Linked DNA regions of Homo sapiens: region 1 is linked to region 2. The links are chromatin loops, found by intact Hi-C in ENCODE. Cell type or tissue: HCT116. All regions are shown on one strand. Links, peaks and the distances in the headings refer to the core of each region. The heading gives the core; the rest is flanking DNA. Region 1 overlaps LOC105374846 (a long non-coding RNA gene). Region 2 has its middle 23 kb from the start of MIR4771-1.

Evidence for each region. Hi-C counts contacts between places; a loop is a spot of excess contacts. Peaks named below come from ENCODE experiments on the same cell type or tissue, not always from the same donor. Only the 100,000 strongest peaks of a DNase experiment are listed, where the experiment ranks them.
Region 1: it touches region 2 in a loop (9-fold over the local background); 4 of 110 quality-filtered maps call a loop at or near these places.

Annotation. Positions count from the first base shown.
Region 1 is chr2:86,807,054-86,809,857 of GRCh38, reverse strand. It overlaps LOC105374846 (a long non-coding RNA gene), which reads right to left. Exons shown (of 3, transcript XR_940321.3): 2 at 2,193-2,271. It also overlaps a transcript of CD8A not described here. Among named protein-coding and RNA genes, the nearest start is that of CD8A, 18 kb to the right of the region's middle. RefSeq lists a silencer at 1,241-1,430. In HCT116, for the core only: a CTCF peak has its summit at 1,327 (motif pointing left); DNase peaks (open chromatin) are centred at 1,367, 1,777 and 2,227; H3K4me3 peaks cover 1,690 bases; H3K27ac peaks cover 956 bases.
Region 2 is chr2:87,216,772-87,219,575 of GRCh38, reverse strand. No RefSeq gene overlaps it. Among named protein-coding and RNA genes, the nearest start is that of MIR4771-1, 23 kb to the right of the region's middle. In HCT116, for the core only: a CTCF peak has its summit at 1,591 (motif pointing right); no DNase peak of the experiment used is centred there.

The DNA of each region.
Region 1 (2,804 bases), core at 160-2,659, 410 kb after region 2:
GCCAAACGAACCTCAGAGGGACCTTGGCACCCGCACCCCCGCCCCGCACCTTAGTTCTGCGAGCCTTTCCCCGTCTCCAACGCGGGCAAGGCTGTCAGATCCTCAAGCCGACCCTTCTCTGCACCGCGACCTCAGTGTCCTGCGCGGGACATCAGAGGCCGGACGCTCCACCTGCCCCAGGGCACGCCCCGAGCCCCCAAGCCCATCTCCTTCCTGTCGGGTGCTCACCTCTTCCTCCCTGCGGGCCCAGGGCCTTCTTGAGGGGCTGCGGATGCGAATGAGCCAGCGAAGGGCCGCCCGCGGCCCCTCGGCACCTCTGCCCAGCCGTCCCGACCAGGGGACCAGCTCAGCCCCGGTCGGGGCCCCGGCACCCAGGACCGCTCAGGATCTCCATTCCAGTCCCTTCGCACTTTCTGACGGGGAAGGAGAGTTGGGAGAACGAGACTCTCAAGTCTGGGGACTTCTACCCACCATTAAAGCTTTGGCATTCTGGCCATTTCTTTCTTTTTAAAAAATTATTATTATTATTTTTTATTTTGAGATGGGAGTCTCGCTCTATCCCCCAGCCTGGAGTGCAGTGACTCGATCTCCGCTCGCTGCAACTTCCGCCTCCAGGGTTCAAACGATTCTTCTGCCTCAGCCTCCCCAGTAGCTAGGACTACAGGCTTGCGCCATCACGCCCGGCTAGTTTTTTTTTTGTTTTTTGTTTGTTTGTTTGTTTGTTTTTAAAGTAGAAACAGGATTTCGCCATATTGGCCAGGCTGGTCTCGAACTCCTGACCTCAGTTGATCCGACCGCCTCGGCCTCCCAAAGTGTTGGAATTACAGCAGTGAGCCACCGCGCACCAAGCCCGGCCCATTCTGGCCATATCTATAGACGGATGCATTGCACAGGAGGCTCAGCACTAATCGGTAGATACTGCGAGATGCTGGGAGGTTAAGGGGCCTACCCGCAATATCTCTGGCCAATGCCTTGGGCTAGAAATGCCATAATTAGCCGCTCTTTTGATCCCTTGCAAAATGCGAATCCCACCGCACCTCCACCCCACCCGAGTGGTAATCTCCTAGTGGTAATCTAAGTGAGCCTGTGATAAGATAAGTAGCTCCTGGTGGTGAGGGTGAGAAATTGGGGAGCTGGAGCCCCAGCCAGGGACGAGGCTGTAGGGGCTAGGGCGAAGATGGAGGCTGCTGGGCCCCCAGATGGAAGACGGTAACGTGCGCCCGCTTCGTTTTTGCTCGAGGTCAGTCAGGTGCAGACTGAATTCGAAGTCGCTCCCTCCTCCGCTCAACCCCGACCAGGCCAAAACTAAAGCAGCACCGCCCCCTGCTGGGCCGACAGGGCATCAGATTTTGCTGGACGCGGGTGACAGGCGAGATAGGGAGTGTCCCTGCTGCTAGTGCCCCTGCTGCTAGTGCCTAGTTACCTGCAGTACTTACCCTCCCTGGGCCTCAGTTTTTCTTCCTCTGTAAAATAAATGCGCTGGGCCGGATCTTTTCTGAGTTCTCTTCTCCCCTACGAATTCTAGATCCCTCCTCTGTCCTCCCTGCGCCAGGGACCTTCGGGCGACCCTTCCCTGTACCCCCACCCCACCCTCTCTGGACCCCGTTTCTGCCTCAGTACGGCGCGCTGAGCTCTGCCCCCTGCCCAGGCCCTGACCCCCTCAGGAGCCGCGGTTTCCTGGGGTAACAGTGGGAAACGTGTCGGCCGTCTCCGCTCAGGCGCTTGCTGTGTACAGAAAGGTGAATTCATGGGAAAGGTGGCGGAGGGATCCAGGTTCTGGTGGACGCTTTACGGCTCCACCAAGGCTGGCCCCGAGATTTGCGCAGAATGAGCGGCTGAGGATGGAAGGGCTGCAAGATCCACCGCCTTACTTAGCTGGGACCCGGCCCCACCTCCTCTACAGCAGACCCTGTCTCCACCGGTGCGGTTGGTGCTAGGTTCCCAAACACACTGCTGCCGTTTCTTGTCTGACATCGCGGCCCTGCTCCTGCCTGCCTTCAGCCTGGGCTAGCCCCCCGCCCTTCCCCCAGCTCCCTGCCCCTGCGCCCACCACACTCCTCCTCCGTCTCCTTTAGGCTGATTCAGGCACACCGGCTCTCGTCGCCTTGGTGGCCCTCCCCAGCCCTCCTCCGCGCCTGCTCCGGGTGGCGCTCCGCTGGGCTCCTCGTGCGCCTGTCCGCGACCGCACCCACCTCATCCTGGCACCCCCATCGTGGCATCACGTGTTCCCTCATCTGTCCTCATGGCTGGCGTGCCCCTCTGCGGTGAGACCTGCAGAACAGGAATTGGTGCCGGGTCAGCAGCCGGCGATGAAGCCGGACGAAGCCTGCAAACCCCACCCATACGCCAGCTTCACATAGCTCCTATCCATTGCACAGCAGCGTGGGGAAGCACCGTTCTCTACCCTCCAAGTAAGAAGCTGATTGTTGGGGCACAGGGGAGATCCTATAGCATGGCTCTGCTTATGGGCACGCGCAGAAACATTCCCAAATGAATTTTTTTGTTGTTTGTTTTGTTTTGTTTCTTGTTTGTTTTAAGAGACAGGGTCTTGTTCTATCGCCCAGGCTGGAGTGCAGTGGTGCAATCACGGCTCACTACAGCCTCGACTTCCGGGCTCAAGCGATCCCCCCACCTCAGCCTCCCAAGTAGCTTGGACCATGGACCCGCGCCAGCACGCTGGCTTTTTTTTTTATTTTATTTTATTTTATTTTTTGAGAGAACCTGATTTCCTTCCAACCAATTGTGCTCTCCCAATTCCAACAACCAAATGAAGCTTCAACGCTTCTTTTTGTTCAGAGGCCTCC
Region 2 (2,804 bases), core at 279-2,778:
CACTGACAAAGTGATTTCCCCGGAGGGACCCCACCACGACAGCAGCCACATCCATGGGCCACAGCTTGGAAAGTGTCCAGGCCACACCCTCTGGGGAAATCCTAGCACTCCTCTTGTCTGTCTCTCCCTCTCAGGGACCACAGCTCTGCGCTGTCTGATGGCAACAGTTTCGCTTTGTTGTTTTTTTCCTCATCTATTTTGTCCTGTGTTAATTATGTCAGGTGAAAGGATAAACGCCGTCCCTGCTACTCCATCTCATCTGGAAGCAGAAAAGCAGTGCAATGACCCTAAGAGTCACAGGGAGGATAAGGGTGGCTTTCACCACCCCAGCCCAGCCACCTCTGACTCTACCTGGAACCTCTCCTGACCTGCCCCCAACTCTTCCCAAGGAGAGGCTTCCTCCCTCTCTGGTCCTCTCGCAGACCCCCCACTGCATTCTGAGCCACTCCTCTTCCCTCAGCTCCCACTCACCTCCCACATCCCCTCCATCCCCCTCACCACGGCCCCACTGCATTTTAGTGTCTGCTGTGGTTGACCCCAGATGTCTGCACCAGCCTGTCTCATCTGAACACGCTCCCCTCTCCAGCTGCCCATTCATCACTGCCCCCTTCATGCCATACTGAAGACAGTGCCTTGTTCATGTGGGTGACATTTATGTATCTGCATAGCGTGGGTTCTTTTTTCTGCTCTGATAAGGACCCAGCATGTAGAAATGGAATTCATTTCCCATACATAAACTCAGGCACTAAACCAGACTGCATGGCCCAATAAATGTAATTCAGAATTAGGAGCCGCAGGAGCACAGCCCTTCCTCACTTGACCATCCTATCACTAAAAGGCCCACCGAGGAGGAAGCCTTACCACACACTCAATCTCTATTGACAGCTCTCTAGGAGAGAAATGGACCTAGATTAATCAACGACCATACATACATTTAAGCTTCTTAATAAATTGTCCTATAAATTCCACACATTATTTCTAATGAAAAAATTAAAATTCCTCATACTTATGTAACCATTTACCAAAACACTCTCCCATAAGTTATGGTGGTAATTCCTCAAAACCGCCATGAAATAGCTAAGCGACTGGCCTTTTTTACAACAGACATAAACAAATTCCAATGTATTAACAATTTAAGATGGTGACTGATATGGTTTTGCTCTATCTCCACCCAAATCTCATCTTGAATTGTTGCTCTCACAATCCCCACATGTCATGGGAGGGACCCAGTGGGAGGTAATTGAACCATGGGGGTGGGTTTTTCCCGTGCTGTTCTCGTGATAGTGAATAAGTCTCACGAGATCGGATGGTTTTATAAAGGGCAGTTCCCCTGCACACACCATATAAGACGTGCCTTTGCTTCTTCGCCTTCAGCCATGATTGTGAGGGCTCCCCAGCCATGTGGAATTGTGAGTCTATTAAAACACCTTTATAAATTACCCAGTCTCGGGTGTGTCCTTAGAGCAGCGTGAGAACGGACTAATCACAGTAATTGTTAAGCACAAGTCCCTTAAGCACGTATGTCCTTTGATGTGGCGTGCACGTTCAGCATCATTTCTGCCCTGTGGCAAGGATGCTCACATTTTGCTCTTTAGACCTTCTCCCACTAGAGGGCGCGCTAAGCCAACCTAGGCCGGTCCGATCGCCGCCATCAGTGCCTGACACATACCTGGCAAAGCCTGAGCGGTTTTCAGACCCATCATGCATCAGCCAGGCCTCCCACCAACCCCAGGAGTTGCTCCCACACCGTGCAGGGGCTTGGCTGCATTGGCACGGGGACCAAGTATTCCTGAATTCATATTTGGAGCCCAGTTTTTTATAATTACATCCTGGAACAACGGTATATTTTGATCACCCCTTTCTCCCTAGGCGTTCTCCAGTCCTCAAAGCCCTTCTACCTAAAACGAAGGAACACATCCATTTTCCTTTTCTCTCACAGATCTATGAGGGGAAGAGGAATGGAGGGCTGGTAAAGACCACAGCCATGTTCTCTCCGGGGTGTTCACAGCCATGAACACCCCACCAGGCCTAAGCTGTCACAGAGACAGGCCTTTGTGGTCTAGAAGTCCCCACACAGCCTGCCTGCTGCAGACATTCCTCAGCTTCCTTTGAGGAAGAAGAGGTAGCCATTTCCAGAGGAGGAAACAAGAAAGAACGGAAGACTCTCTTAGCCCAGAATTCTCTTTCCCAGACCCATTCTGCCATAACTCAAATGCCACATGGCCCCCAGTAGCCCACACCTCCCACTGCAATGGTCCACGCATCCCAGTTCAAGGATCCATGCCTCCCAGGGCAATAACCTGCACCTCCCAGTGCTATGGTCCGCACCTCCCAGGGCAATAGTCCACACCTCCCAGTGCAGTGGCCACACCTCCCAGTGCAGTGGTCCACACCTCCCAGGGCAATGAGCTGCACCTCCCAGTGCAATGGTCCATGCTTCCTCGTGCAATGGTCCACACCTCCCAGGGCAATGAGCTGCACCTCCCAGCCAATGGTCCACATCTCCCAGTGCAGTGAGCCATGGTTCCCACCAATGGTCCATGCTTCCCAGTGCCATTGAGCCGTACCTCCCAGTCCCAATGTTCAATAACTCCCAGTCCTAATGGGCCATGCCTTCCAGTACCAATGGACCATACCTCCCAGTGCCAATGGCCCATGCCTCCCAATGCCAATGAGTCACACCTCCCAATGCCAAAATCAGCCACACCTCTGTGTGAGTTCCCTCTCACATTGAGTCTGGACATTACCATGTTTTTCCTTTTCCATCCATTTACTTTCAATGTATCTGTGTCATATTTAAAGTG